Regions from separate parts of the Mus musculus genome. Here region 1 is linked to region 2. Evidence: chromatin loops called from intact Hi-C (ENCODE). Cell type or tissue: left cerebral cortex. All regions are shown on one strand.

Evidence for each region. A loop is a pair of places that touch in the nucleus more often than their neighbours do. Peaks named below come from ENCODE experiments on the same cell type or tissue, not always from the same donor. Only the 100,000 strongest peaks of a DNase experiment are listed, where the experiment ranks them.
Region 1: it touches region 2 in a loop (3-fold over the local background); 11 of 42 quality-filtered maps call a loop at or near these places.

Annotation. Positions count from the first base shown.
Region 1 is chr14:64,626,394-64,634,393 of GRCm38, forward strand. It overlaps Gm36924 (a long non-coding RNA gene), which reads left to right. Exons shown (of 3, transcript XR_383509.2): 2 at 4,686-4,742. Among named protein-coding and RNA genes, the nearest start is that of Gm36924, 5.8 kb to the left of the region's middle. In left cerebral cortex, CTCF peaks have their summits at 807 (motif pointing right) and 3,351 (motif pointing left); a DNase peak (open chromatin) is centred at 825; H3K27ac peaks cover 537 bases.
Region 2 is chr14:65,146,969-65,154,968 of GRCm38, forward strand. It overlaps a transcript of Extl3 not described here. Among named protein-coding and RNA genes, the nearest start is that of Gm41177, 21 kb to the right of the region's middle. In left cerebral cortex, CTCF peaks have their summits at 2,146 and 3,229 (motif pointing left); DNase peaks (open chromatin) are centred at 2,391 and 3,109; H3K4me3 peaks cover 1,782 bases; H3K27ac peaks cover 1,031 bases.

The DNA of each region.
Region 1 (8,000 bases), 520 kb before region 2:
TACAGAGTAAGACTCTATCTATAAATAAATAAGCCTGGACCTTAAAAAATCTGTGCAGAAAAATATAAGTACAGCTAGACACAGCCTGTGCTGGCCAAGATGGCCTCAAACTTGCTGCATAACCAAGGCTGACCTTGAACTCCTGAATCTCCTGACTCCACCTCTCCGTGGGGCTTACAGACATTTGAGTTCCTGGTTCATGCACTCCTGTGAATGCACGCCTGCTGGGCAAGCACTCTGAGCTATCTTACAGATGCTCGGATGAGTCTCCAAGCACCTTGATCAACTGTGAGCTGTTTCCATCAAATCTAGCTTGACAGCATTACCAGCTGGCAAGGCTATCTTTAATCTTCTCACCCTTGACTATCTTGCAAGAAGTAAAGACTTCCTCTTGCCCCTTGGGCCATCCTGTTTTCTCCGGCTATATCTGAATTAACAGCAAAACATCCTGCATGGGACTATAATTACTTATGCAAGAAAGCCCTACAGAGAGTGAATGTACTTAAAGCCTCTGTGCATTTGCTTGTTTGTCTCCAAGTTCTGTCGAGTTGGCTGCTCTGGGTTGATTGGTATAAATACTCTGCTTGTGCCCGGTTTTCATAACTCCTGTGACCTTGACATTCAGGGAAGAGAGCCTCAATCCTTTTCAAAGTTTCTGTTATATTATACTCCCTATCTCAGAGCCATTCCTTCAGGGTCATCTTTGCCAACTCACCTACAAAAGCTAAAATATAACCAAGTGCGTACTTTTCCGGTCAACCATCATTTTAGCAGTAATTCAGGGACAAGATTCTGCGTATGGCCTCAAGGAGGCGCTCACGGCCCGCAAAGCAGAGAAAGGCCCACCCCGCAGTCCCTGCCTTTGCAAACTACCTCCAAGCAGCTAAACACCGAAGTGCACCTTGGGAGAACCTGAAGGATGTTGGGTTAAAAGAATTAAATCAGTCACAGGGGCAAATTCTACATGACTCCTCTCATACGAGATCCCCAGGGCAGTGAAGTTCATAGAGAGGAAGTAGAATGTAATGACCAAGGAAAAGGAAAGGGAGAATTAGTTGTGGTTTGTGTATAATTTTTTTTTGCTTTGTTTTGTTTTTTGTTTGGGGGTTTTCCTGTTTGTTTGTTTGGTTGGTTGGTTTTGTGGCCCTGGCCTTCCTGGAACTTACTATGTAGACCAGGCTGATCACAGAGCTCCATCTGCATCTGCCTCCTGAGCTCTGGCATTAAAGGCTTGGTGCCATCATGAGTGGTGTGTGTATTTCATTTTTAATTTTAATTGTTCTATGTATGAGTGGAAGTGCACACTCATGCCAGGGTGTATTGGGTAGAGGTAAGAGAAAAACGTTTTGAAGGCTGCTCTCTCCTTCTGTTGTGTGGGTAACAAGGATGAACGCAGGTCATAGAACTTGCACAGCAAGTGCCTGCAAGTGCCTTTATCCTCTGGGCCATCTCACAAGTCTGGGGATTGATTTAAAGGGCAGGCGAGGCATTCCAGTTTTATAACTGGAATTTTATAACTGGAACAAGGATTGAGGATTTCTTCCCTGAAGGTCAAGGTCATGGGAGCTATGAAAACCCAGCTCAGATGGAGCAGATTTACCCATCACACGGCTCCGCGGATGCTAATGCTAAGTATGGCAGCAACTACCTGTAACCGATGGGAATCTGAGGCTAGTCTGGCTACATGAAAGATCCCTCTCCCCTTCCCCTCCTCCTCCTCTCTTCCCCCTCCCTGCTCCGCCCCCCACCCCCGCACGCATGCACGGTGCTCCGCGTGAATGTACTCTATGCCACCACTGGACTGAGCACTGGGTGAAGACGATAGTGCCTTCTTTATCCCATGACCAACAGGAAATCCTCTCAGCTCTACACTCACAGCAGAGTCTGGCTGGGTGTGATCACTTTGCCCAGCCCCCATCACACCGCCAGGCACGTCTGCCCTGCCACTCTGCCCTCTGCTCCCGCCCTGTACAACAGTGTCCTCCTTCCCTCCCCCGCACCACACCACGCCTTATAAGACACACCACGCCTTATAAGACACCTCATGGTTACTATTGTCGCTCACTCTCTATGTTTCCCTTGGTTTGGACCAGGCTGGCTCCTTCACTCCACATACACAAGCACTGCAGGTCACCTCAGCTGAGTGCCCTTCCTGTCTGCTGACCTCTGGTTGGCCAAAGCAGGCTCTAGTTCAGGGTATATTATGTACAGCTACGATGATGAATTGGGGTCTTCTTACCTCCTACCTGGCCCATCAGGGTCCTCTCTCATCTCATTGGCCTATAGATACAACACCTGGGTGGCTTTCTCCTCCTAAAATGCTGAATAAACACCCTAGCTAGAGAATAAAGACAGGTTAACCCCAGGAGAGACAGGCAGTTTCTGATCCTGACCTTTCAGGAACTGGACAATTAGACCTGTGCCAGTCGGGTGAGCATTTGTTTATTTGTTTGCCGGTTACTCTTTACTTATTTAATAGATTTACTTGTTCATAGATTTATTTCTTGTGTTATTTTATGCTTATGTGTATTTTGCCTGCATGTATATGTATGCACCACATATGTACCTGGTGCCTGTGGAGGTCAGAAAAGGGTATTAGATTCCCTGGAACTGGAACTACAGCCAGTTATGAGCCTCTGTGTGGGTGTTGGGAACAGAACCCGGGTCTTTTGCACGAGCAGCAAAGACTCTACACTGCTGAGCCATCTCTCCAGGCACTCACCTGAGCTACCTTGGAAGTCACACAGGAAAGTATGGAGGGTTTGGGTTTTGTTCTGTAGACTGGGTCTCACCAAGCCCCGTCTGGTGTCAAAATCACTATGTAACTGAGGGTAACTTTGAACTTCTAATTCTCCTACCTTCACAGGAAGTGCTGGTTTTTCAGCACCATGCCCAGTTTATTTGACACTACAGACATAAACCAGGCTTCAAGCGTGTGAGGAAAGTGTTCTACCTACTAAGCTACAGCCCCAGCTCCCTACTATTGGTTTTGGTTTTGGGTGTTGTGTTGTGTCGTTTTGTTTTGTTTTGTTTTGAAACAGAATCTCACTACATAGCCCGAGCTAATTACAGGGCCCGGGTGGGGGGGAGGGGAGGGGGACAAGACCAACTGTGTTTGAATATAGTTTATCCTTCCGCAGAACCCATGTTGGAAGTCTGGCCTCCACTGTGGCTATGTGAGAATGGAACCTTTAAGAGTTTTCTTGGGCTGGAGAAAAGGCTCAGAGGTCAAGAGCACTGACTGCTCTTCTTGAGGACCTGGATTCAGTTCCCAGCACTCATACAGTGGCATACAACTGTCTGTAACTCCAGCCATAGTACCCTCTTCTGGTCCAGTACCCTCTTCTGGCCATTGCTGGTACTGCATGCAAGTGATCAGGGCAAAAAACAAAACAAAACAAAACGTAAAACTGAAATAAGTAAATCTTTAGAAAGAAACCCAAACCCAAAAATCTCTAGAAAGAAAGGGATGAAGGGGGGGATGGAGAGAGGGAGGAATGGAGGGAGAGAGAGAGGGAGGGAGGGAAAGAGAGAGGGAGGGAGGGAGGGAGGGAGGGAGGGAGGGAGGGAGGGAGGAAGAGAGCTGGGTCCTTGTGGAAGGTGAGTAGCTCACTGGGACTTCATCCTGTGACGGGATTGATTGTTGATGGAGCGAGCTGGAAAGTCTAGGTGGCATTCTGGTTCCCACTTCACCCTCTAAGTGTCCTGCTCATGCTGATACCAAACAACACAGCCAAGGAAGCTGAAATGAGGGCACCGTGCCATCTTAGTCTTTCAGCCTATAAAGCAGTAAGCTAGACAAACCTTTTTTCTTTGTAAAGGACCCAGCTTCAGGTAATTTGTTAGAATTAAGGAAAGTGAATAAACAGGAATCTACAAACACTTCCCTTGAGGCCTTCCTTGCCCTTTTAATTGGTCCTATCTGCCTGAACCCCTACTGGCCTAGCCTGCCTAGGATCAGACCTACTACCTCCTACAGCCCCCAGTCCCAAGTCCTTACTAGGGTGACCACCCCCCTCCCAGGCAACTATTATAGCTCTGATATAGCTCTTAACTAGACCAGCACTGATAAGAGACACTTTGGACCCTCCATTTAATTTGAAAGATTGCTGGAAATAGCTTGTTTCCCAAACGGAAATAGTCTTTGACTCCATAGATTTTTGTCATCTCCAGTTATAAAGATCCAGGAAAAATCAGGAAGGTAAGAGGGGCTGGAATGTGACTCAGTCGGTAGGGGGCTCACCTAGCAGAAAAGAGGCCCTGGGTCCAATCTGCAGCACTCCATAAACTGAGTTTGGTGGGTCACACCTGTATCCTAACGTAAAGCTGGAGGATCAGAAGTTCAGGGCCATCTATGGTTACATAGTGAGTTCAAGGCTAGCCTGGGCTAGCTAAAACATTATTAGAGAGAAGAGAGAGACAGAGAGAGTGAAAGAAGGAAGGAAGGACGGAGGGGAGGGTGGGGGTGGGGGAGGGGTAATAAGTGACATTGCAGAAATGCCCTGTGTCTAAAAAGAATGTGGCAGATATTATAGCATGAGTCACGGAGACTTCAGACATTCAAGATGGTGTAAAACACAGAGGGACGGAAACAAATCCCAGTTTGGGAAGGAAAATTACTTCCGAGGCCGGTGTCAGTTGAGAACCCAGCCATGTGAACATTTTCCATTCTCTTCTGCCCTCAGGTGAGGCAGGAAGGCACAAGGGCAGCATTCCAGGTGAAGAGCAGAGAGGAAGACAAGGTGTGTCCATGAGCACAGGTGAAACTTTCTCTCGGCATTCATTAACCTTAGGGTTTCTCTCTTTCTCTCTCTCTCTCTCTCTCTCTCTTTTTCTTTCATTTTCTTTTTCTTTTTTACCTTTTTGGTTTTTCTGGATAGGATTTCTCTGTGTAGCCTTGGCTGTCTTGGAACTCACTCTGGAGTCTGGCCTCAAATTTATTGAGATCCTCTGTCTCTGTCTCCTGAGTGCTGAGATTAAAGGCATGAGCCACCAGGGTTTTGGGGATTTGTTTTGGTGGTGATGTATTTTTTTAAAAGATTTATTTATTTATATGCGTACACTGTAGCTGTCTTCAGACACATCAGAAGAGTGCATCGGACCCCATTATAGAGGGTTGTGAGCCACCATGTGGTCACTGGGAATTGAACTCAGGACCTCTGGAAGAGCGGTCAGTGCTCTTAACTGCTGAGCCATCTCTCCAGCCCGGTGGTGATGTATTTAAAGCAGGGTCTCAGTAGTTCAGGCTGGCCTCAAACTAGCTGTGTGCCCAAGGATGGCCTTGAATTTCTGACCTTCTGACCTCCACCTCTCCAACAGAGAGCCTATCATCGGCTATGACTGCACACTCTGGGAACCAGATCCAGGGTTTCAGGCATGCTAGGGAAGTGTCTTACCAACTGAGCTTATCAGGTTTTCCCACCCCCACAATCCTACTCTGGGCTCTAACTTGTGACAATCCTCCTGAATGCTGTGACTCCAGGTATGAGCCTTCATACCCAACTTCATTGTGTTTGAATATGGAGACAACTGTCCATCTCTTTTTTTTTTAAAGGTATGTTTTCTAATATTTATTTATTTATTTATTTATTATATGTAAGTACACTGTAGCTGTCTTCAGACACTCCAGAAGAGGGCATCAGATCTCATTACGGATGGTTGTGAGCCACCATGTGGTTGCTGGGATTTGAACTCAGGACCTTTGGAAGAGCAGTCAGTGCTCCTAACTGCTGAGCCATCTCACCAGCCCTGTCCATCTCTCAAGGGGGAGAATGGACTAGATCTCTTTGTGTCTCTCTGCATAATCAGAGCCCAGTCGTTCAGTGGAGGGCAGTCAAGTCAGCAAAGAGCTAGAAAGGGCAGTTTGTGTCAGAAATCCTGGAGTCACACCCGACTCTGTGCTCGTCTGTAACCTTGGGAAGCCATTTCCCCTTAGACTCTGCACCTGCAAAGCTAGGCTGTCGACTGCTGGCCTCATAGTGCCTTTGGCAGCATTGACGAAGGACAGTGTTCACTGAGGTGGATCCTAACTGCAAGTGTTAGTAAATGTGTGCTGAAGGAGACTGACCTGTATGTCAGGGGCCAGTCACTTCCCACAGTATCACTATGCCTTTAGAAATCTCTGATCAAAACCATCTGGAACCAGGTCAGGCTCAATTGATAGAATGCCTGCCTGGTATGTACAAAGTCCTCTGTTCCATCCCCTGTGCCAGTAACCAAACATATTGGTGCACCCTTGTAATCAATCCCAACACTTGGGAGGCTGAGCCAGGAGGACTTCTGTGAGTTGAGGCCAGCCTGGATTAGCCTGGACGACTTCCTTCCAGACCAGCCAGAGCTACATGGTAAGACTTCTGACCCAATAAAATAAAAGAATAGAAATACTCCCATATATTTACAATGGCTTAAGTATTTCTTTAGACACTTAAAAAAAAAAAGTTTGTTTCGTAATTACTGGCTGGTCACTTGATCCCCCACCTGCACCCTCTGTAAGGAGCAGATCTGAGATCCCACCAGGTTCTCCCGCTGAACATTTAAATCACCAAGGAAACATTAACAACTGACTCTGAGCCCCACCCCCAGACATTCCAATATAATTGGCCTGGGGTGTGGCTGAACTCTGGGATTTATTTAAAAGCTCCCTGCAGTGAGTCTAGCCAAATAGTCCTCTCAGTGGCACTGCCAGGGCTTCCCGTCCCTCATACCCAGGACCCACCCACAGCCACGTAGTCCTCCACAGTTGTTCCTCCAGCTGCTCTCTGTGTGCCTGGGATAGCCCATGACCCCAGTTCCTGCCCTGAAGGATTCAGAAAGGCAAACAAGCCTGTCTTCAAATCAGGTCACAAACACACCTTGACTCACTCACCTTCCTGACTTCCTGGGTTCCTAATCTGGTTTATGGTTTACTGATAACATCCTGGAAGGAGAACCAGTTTCAGACTCGCCTTGACCTCCTGGCACCTTGACTGCTGCTTTAGTTTCTATTCTGGTCTTCGCCTCCAACCAGCCAGCCATCTTTGATCAGTCCGTCCTTGGCTGTCAGTGCTTACTATCCAGGCTGTCCCCAGGATGGCCTCCAGCCTTGGAACATAGCAGCCTGAACCATGCACCTTGCCAGCCTAAGCCCCAGTCCCACCCCAGCCTCCACCGTCCCGTCCCATCGGTGCCTATTACGGTCATCATATCCAGTTTCTGTTCTAATAAGGAAGTTGATAGCATTCACAAGAGTGAAGGGAGGGAACTGGGATAAATCCAAGAAAATGGAAGGCGGGCTTACCATAGCCCACACGTGGTCATGTGTGTGTGTGTGTGTGTGTGTGTGTGTGTGTGTAAGATGTAAGAGGGAGGATAAATTTATGCAGTTAGCTCGTCACACCTTCACATGGGTTTCTGGGATCAAACTCAGTTTGGCCAGGCCTTTGCCAGTGGAGCATCTTGCTGCCATTCTCATTGTTTCTTTAAGATAAGTCTCTGAGAAGTGGAATTACCAGATTGAAACTAATAAACAAGTGTAAGACTCCTCTGGAGAGTAAATATAGGATTCTCTCTAAAAGAGTTACACAAGCATCTACCTCTACCAGAATGAGTGAGGGTCTCCTTTTCATGGTGGTTGTGTTACAAGTTCAGTGCCAAATGTTTCACAATGTAGGAGAACCCTCCCCTCCCCCAAGATACTGGGGAGCCCTAAGTTATATTGAAGAATGTGGAAGACCATGGGACAAATACAAACCCTACATAGTGACTAAAATATAGGGCTGAAAACAAGCGTGCCTTTAGTTTCCCATGGAGAGTGCCTAGATAGTCCGTTGTCCATGTCCACAGCTGCGGATGTTGGCTCTCTGGCTCCTCCCCAGTAATAGATTGCCCACTGCTACTGCCACTGGGTAAGATATGACCCAAGGACACAGCTCCAAAGGCCTTCCAACTGCAAGTGTTAGCTGTCAGTCTTTGACTTTGCCTGTGGACTCACTAGCTACCTTTGTTTGTACTCGGATAGCATT
Region 2 (8,000 bases):
TGGTTTACAGTGTCAGAGGTTCAGTCCCTATCATCATGGTGGGAAGCATGGCAGCTCGAAGGCACACTTAGTGCTTGAGGAGACAAGAGTTCTACATCTTGATTGGAAGGCAACCAGGAAGAGATTATCTTCTATAGGCAGCCAGGAGGAGGGTCTCCACCCACACTGGGTGGAGGCTGAGCATAGGAAGTCTCAAAGCCCATCCCCACAGTGACACACTTCCTCCAGTAAGGCCACGCCTACTCTAACAAGGCCACACCTCCTAATAGTATCACTTCCTATGGGCCAAGCATATTAAAATCATCAAAGCATGGATACTTAGTTCATTTTTCTGGGCTTCTTCATGGCCGGAGGTTGGCAGGAGGAGATTCTTCATGTTGATAGGAAACAGAGAAAAAGAGATTAACCACATACATGTATGTGGTAAACATACGTTCGGAGGAGTATGCTTTAAGAATGAGGCCAGAGGAAAATGCTGGGTGTCCTGTTCTGTCACTATTCCTCAAGACATAGCCTCTCTCACTAGAACCTAGAACTAGGTTGGTAACCAGCAAGCTCCAGCAATCCTCTCTCTGAGCCCCGCCTCTCAAGCACTGGGTTACAGTCACGCACAGCTTTCTTGGTGGATGCTGGGGTTTTGAACTCAGATCGTCACGCTTACCGGTGAGCCATCTCCCCAGCCCTGAGATTAACCAATTTAAGGATGCAGCTCTACCATACTGGTATGTTCACTGTGCTGTATAACCATCACGTTTTTCTAGAACTTCATCTCCTCAAATCCTTATCCATTCGACACTAACTCTGTATTTCTTCTGCCACAGCTCCTGGCAACCAGCATTCTGTCTTCTAGTTCCATCAACCTATTTACTCTAAGGACCTTGTTCAAGTAGAGACATACATTATTTATCCTTTGGAATTGGCTCACATCACGCAGCATGGTATCTATCTTACTCTTCATCTGTCTGGGTTCTCGAATTTCCTTCCTTGCCCACTGTGATTTTGTTATAGCTTGACCCTGATTGCCAGACACCCTTAATACTTATGTCTGGTGTCAGCTTTTCCAGATGTCTTCTCCCACCCCTGCAACTAACAGATGAGACATAAAGCCCTGTCACTGTGGCCTGGCCCATCACCACACCGCCCATCCCCATGGCAAATATATGCTGCAGTACCACACTGTCTGGGTTGATATACCTTCCTAGGTTAGCTCCAGATGCTGACGTTTAAATTATCTCTGCATTTCCAGCCCTAGCACCATAGGATGTCTACTGAACAGGATCTGTGTATGAATAACTAGGGTGGTGTTCTGTCATTACAAAACAGACTGGAACAATCCCCGAGTAATGAAGTCACTCAGAATAACCATTAAGGTAGGTTCCTGCTTTACAAAGATTTAGAACCCAAACTGTTAGTCAACTCCTCTCCTTGAGTAGAGGTAATTCAGTAACCATTTAGAAGCATTGGGGGCGGGGGAGGCTGGGCATGGTGACACCCACACTTTTAACCCCAGCACTTGGGAGGCAGAGGCAGGTGGATCTCTGTGAGTTTGAGGCCAGGCTATCTAGTGAGTTTCTGGAAAGCCAGGACTACATAGAGAGACACTCTCTCAAAAGAAGAAATGAATACTTAAAAAAAAAAAAAAGACTTTTTTGTTGTTGTTGTTTTGATCATCAAGTCAAGAATTCTAGCAACCAAGAAAAGGAATGTGTGTTAGTTATTTACATTTTAGGTTTGGAAGACACAGTGAAGATGGTTTTCATATTTCAGCCTTCTTGGTGGCAGAAATGTCTGAGAACCAAGTTTGCCTGATTTACCGCCCACAGCCTCCCACCAAGAGACTCATTTGCTGGTTAGGATTGTGTTCACCTGGATTATCACCTTTTCGATATAGTTTTTCTAATTATAAACATTACTAAGCAATAAGAAATTTCTTAGAGTTTAAGTAAAAGCAAATCAACTGGCTTATGAAAATGGATGTGTAACAGGATAAAACAAGCCTTTCAATTACAATTTATGGAGCTGGAGGGATGGGTCGGGGGTTAAGAGCACATTTTATTCTAAGAGAGGATGGGAGTTCTAGAAGTCCCTAGCATACCCACAGCGACTCACTACCATCCCTAACTGTAGGGATCCGATTTCCTCTGCTGGCCTTCAGGCACACACACAGTGAATGTACATACATACACGCAGGCTCATACACAAGGAAAAAAACTAAAACATGATTGGAAACAGGGGTCTGAGGAAGAACCTTAATGGGCATTTCGACCTGAAGCCTCCAAGTTGTGACATTCCCAAGGAAACAGAAAATAAGAAAGGAGACTTACAGGACTAAGTCCAAGAGGAGTAGGAACAGGCTGAGGGGGCAGACACGCTCAAGTCCAAACCGCCAGGCATTTCAGTGCTTCCTAGCTACCGAACCGTACTTTTTGCAAAGTTCTAACTATGAACTCGAAAACTAAGACACTCCGGATCAATGAGGGGCTGGGCCCCCCAGGGGCCATCCTGAGTGGCATTCAGGGCTTCTGGGACATCAGGGCCTCAGCGGCTCAGCTCAAGGGACAGCACCTTCTGAGGAGTGGCAGCTGCCACTCATCCCTGCCCGCAGTGCGCGCCCTCGAATCCACGGTTCTAATTTCCCACCAGCCACCTGCGCCCGAGAGTCACGTCCATTCCCACGAGAGGGACAGCTTGGAGCTGAACAAAACACCACAATGGATCCCAGACGCCCCGAGTTGGTGTCCCGAGACCTTGGAAATGCAAAGAAAACTACAGATCCCGCAGTCACGCCCGCACCGCTCCAGGACATCCCGCCCTCAAGATATGAACCTCCAGAGCCCCTACCTCGCCACAACACCGGGAGCCGAGGTCTGCAACACCCATGGACCTCCACATTCGCAGAACTCTTGGTCCGGCCCCGCCCCCGACAGTAGACCACGCCCCTCCATGCCTTTATCAGCTAGGCCCCGCCCCGAAGTCCAGGTCCCGCCCCCACAGCCAAGTCCCACCCCGCAAACTCGCCCAAACCCTCTCAATAGACCACGCCCCATAATATAGGCCCCGCCCAAACGTTCAGGTCGCACCCTTGATGGGGATGCCCCGCTCCGCAGTTTGAGGTTCTGCCGCACAGGCGCAGCAGCAACTCTGACTGGCCCGCCTACCTTGCTTGAAGCCCGGTGCATTGTGGGACACTCAGGCCAATGTCGGGCCTGTGCTGACCCCTGGCGGGCGCTTCTGTAACGGCAGCCGGAGTGCAGCTGCGGGCTCGGACCCTGGGGACCTGGGCTGGTTGCCAGTTGTTCATTAAAATATCTAAATAAAATGGAAACCTGTAAATCAACTGGAGCCCCTTCCCTCCGAGAAACACAAACGAAAACTAAAACACCGACGGCAATAGAAAATCTACTGAAACCAGAGAAAAACAGTTGAAAACGAGAAGTGATGTCAAGATGACAAAGAAGCGTGTAGTATCTACCCAGTGAAAGCACAGATCAGCCGAGTCCTAGACACTTATGAAATGCTATTGCAATGGGGCACAAAAAATTAAAAGCGCCCAGGATAGCCATTTAATATGCCTTACATTTCTCTTTCTTTTCCTTCCTTCCTTCCTTCCTTCCTTCCTTCCTTCCTTTTTCCTGGCTTTTTGAAAAGGGTCTTTATGTACCCTAAGCCAGTCTTGAACTACCCTCTGCCTCAGTCTCTCAAAGTCCTGGGATTCCAGGAGCATAGCGCTATATCCACCCATCCTTTAATGTATTATTAAATAATTTCTAAATGTTTCTAGAATGTTGGAACTAGTTCTAATTTCCTACGGCACAGCAGGATTTCAGTTTCCCCACACAGTGGGGTTTTGTTGTTTGTTTTGTTTTGAAACAAGGTCTCGGTCTCTCAGTCTCTCTCTCTCTCTCTCTCTCTCTCTCTCTCTCTCTCTCTCTCTCTCTCTCTCTCTCTCTCTCTCTCTCCATAGCCTGCCTGCCTCTGCCTCTAAGGGCTGGGATCAAAGGCATGTACCACCAGGCCCAGGTCATCTCAGTGATTTAAGATACCAATACACAAAAAAGTCTCTGAGGTCTTAGAGAACCGTAACAATTAGCTTGTCTGCAAATCATGGCAGAGTATCAGAAGGAAACTATTTCTTTGGGAGTGTGTTAGCTTGGTAGACTTCTCAAAGAGCTCAGACAGGAGCACACTCCAGAGGCCAGCAGTCTATGAGTAGAGACTCACCCCAGCAAAGTGGGCTCCAGTGCTGAAAGCTGAGAGGGAGGAATCTGTGCCCACCCCTCTTCCTGGGCTTACAGACAACATCTTCCTGGTTACAGTGGTTCCCACTGACATGCCTGCATCCCTGCTTATAGGACCAGTCATCTTTGGTAAGGGGTTTGCTCTGTTCCAACATACTCTCATCCTAAACAAACTGAGTCTACAATGACCCAACTTAAATCAGATTTCCTCTGTGGTATCGGGGGTGTAAAACTTCAACACATAAAGGGAGAGAGAATGACGACGCAACCCAAAACTGGGAGTAAACACTGGAAACTCACAGCATAATCTTAGGAAATTCCTATAAAAACAAATGGATGGCAGAAAGGCTGTAATATTATAATACATACATATACACATATATGTATATGCATATATATATGTAATATTATGTATGTATATAAGCAAATAATATTAATATAATTTAAGCACAGTAAGACCAAACTAATTGCTCTCTTCTTCCTGCCTGTAACACCTTCCTTGCCTTTCAAGATAAGCCTGGCACTGTGGTTGAGCTAAGCTAGCCCTAGAGACTTGGGAAACCTGCACAGTGTGTATTTGATGTGCCCGGACACTGTCCAAATGCCTGGTCTGGGGGAAGGGCCCATTTCTTGTATTTGAACCTCAGAGTCTTGGGCAGAGAGAATATGGCAAGGCCTCCTACTGACGAATTCCAAGTTCAGGGGTGGCGGTTTGACCAAAGTCCCCAGGTAGGAGAGGATGTCTCACAGGTACAAAATCTCTTCCACAGCTGAGCCATGTCTCTCAGGTAGCCCAACTATACAAACCATACCACTGTGAGAAGCTTTGGACTGTCTGGGAGAAACAAAGTCTTGCATAGCATGCCAGAGCTGTGTTTTCTTACCAGAATCTGGGAGAACCCAAAACCCAGCACACAGAAGCTCTAGTTTGCAGTGTGCATGGAAGTCTATGCCATAAACATTCCTGGTCGATTTCAGCCTACCCACAAGAGGACACAGAGCGCAGTATCAGGAACTTTAACACGCCATCGAGAGAGTGACTGACTTACCAGTGATCCTCTAAGCACCAGCCACATTCGGGAGCCCTGAAGTCAAAAGCAGAAGCCACTGCTCTTGTGACTTAGGCACAGAGTTCAATTGGGCAGCGGTGCTGGCAGGGAGCTGTGAACGGCGGGCAGCCAGTGAGAAGCAGGTCTCAGTGAGACACAGGACAGCAAGACAGCAGGGCGTCTGAAAGGAGCCTGAGAGCAGCTACCAGGAGATGGTGCTTGCCTCCAGCGCTCACTCGGGACTTGTACTCTGGCCAAGTGGAATCAATAGTGAGGTAATTCAGCTTTTTCCCAGATTGAGGGCAACGCTTTCCTTCAGCTTCCAATCCCTGAGGAGAAAGTGCTGGGAACACAGGTGGCCAGGGCAGCATGCCCAGTGCTCACACAGGTGACTGTCATCACTGCGCTCGTGGCCACCTCAGGGCTTTCTCCTGTTTCTCCACCTGGACCCAAGATCACTCACATGGGCTCCTTTACAGCAGACGGCATTTGTACTACGCAGGTCACAAGACCTAGAATTGGGTGGATCTCCTTTTACTTTCATGGCTCCTAAAGAGGCCCCATGGACCCTAGAACTAAGGCCCCCTCGTCCAGCCCAGTCCTTGAACAGTCCTGGGAGACTTGTCTCAAGTGCATGTGCGCATCTGACACATGCCCGAGTGACTTCCCCCACAGATGAGATCCTGAGATGTTTCTTCCTGCTTGGAACCTTCCCTGGGTGATCTGATGCCCACTGGGTTCTCCAGCTGTGTCTGCTGTGCTGACCTTCCCCCACCCCACCCCATCCCACCTCACACCACCCCACCCCACCCCACACCACACCACCCCACCCCACACCACCCCACCCCACCCCACCCCACACTTGGAAATTCGAATAATATTTTCCTCGCTTCCCCATTTGGATACCAATACCAGGAATCTTGAGATTCAGCACTGCGGCCTGGATAACTTCTATGTGTCCTTCAGAACCCTTTGTAAAGCTCAGTATGGTGCACACCTGAAATCCTGGCACTTGGGAGGCAGAAGTAGGAAGATCAGGGGTTCAAGACTTGTCTGAGTTACATGAGATCCTGTCAAAAGGAAAGATGGGGAGGAAGAAAGAGGGAAGAGAAGAATAGAGAAAGGACAAAGTAAGGAAAGAGAATTTTGGAAAAGAAAAAAAAACTTCATAAATAGCCAGGTATGGTGTATGGTGTTACAAACATGCTTTTTAATCCCAGCACTCAGGAGGTAGAGGCAGGCAGATATTTGTGAATTTGAGGCCATCCTGGTCTATATAGTCAGCTCCAGACTAGTTAGTGATACTATGTTAGTAGCAATGTTACTCTGTCTCAAGAAAAAGAAATCCTCATAATTAATATACAAAATGTGGTAAAATACGAGCCCCAGTCTACACCTCCCAACTGAGCCCATGGGTATTGTCATACTGCTCCCTGTTCTGCAGGCATTATGGCTGTCTTACCACAGCAGGAAGACCGATGGTAACAGAGCCTGAAGCCACCGATTTGGAGGCCCCAGGAACTGGGAAGTGACAGAAAGTTGCGTTCAGCACAAAGATAGTAAAATTAGATATATACGTTCAGCACAAGGGTAGTAAAACTCGATATATACTTGATACACAAATATATGTGCCCGTGGGGCCATTCTCAGGAGGTAACACTACAGCTGGCCGTGTGGCATCACACATGGACCCACTGATAGGAAAGAGTTGGAAAGGCACAAAGACAGATAGGTGGGTAGATGAGAGATTAGAATGAGTGACCAACCAGAGCTTGCTTGCTTGCCAGTCACCAACTGAGCACTCGGCAGAACTTTGCCAAAGCCATTAAATCACTGCGTTAAGTAATAATCATAAATGTGCTTCAAGAATGATGAAATGAGGGGGCTGGAGAGATGGCTCAGCTGTTAAGAGCATTGGCTGCTCTTTCTAGAGGTCTTGAGTTCAATTCCCAGCAACCACATGGTGGCTCACAACCATCTGTAATGGGATCCACTGCCCTCTTCTGGTGTGTATGAAGACAGCTGCAGTGTACTCATATACATTAAATAAATAAATAAATCTGAAAGAAAGAAAGAAAGAAAGAAAGAAAGAAAGAAAGAAAGAAAGGAAGAAAGAAAGAGATGAAATGAGACCTGAGGAGATGCCTCACTGAGTGTGACACGAAAGCAAGATGACCTGAGCTCAAATCCTCAGTAACACACACACACACACACACACACACACACACACACTCGGGCAGAGCAGGGCATCCTGGGGGCTCGATGGCCAGGCAGTCTAGCCAAACTGGCAAGCTTTGGGTTCAGCCAGAAATGATCTACAGATGCACAAGGCAGAGGGCAATTGAGGAAGACAGCTGACGTCATCCCCTAGCCGCCACACGCACACACACAGGCGCACCCCCACCCCGTGTGAGCACCCCTACACACATCCACAGAAGATGAAACACTGAGATGCCAGCATGCGATTCCATTTCATGCTTCACATGAACATAAATAGACTATAGAATACCAACAAGGACCCCATTGAGCGCAGAGAAATGCCATGACCTAACCTGAATTTGGTCAGAACCAGCTTGTCGCTGTGAGTCTGCCCCGAAGAACAGTCACTTGAAAGCCTTCTTTGATTTCCTTTCCCTGTGCCAAAGCCCCAAGGCCCTGAACTGGATTTTGTCACTTTGTCTGGGTGGTGACATTCAATTTGTAGGCTCACAAG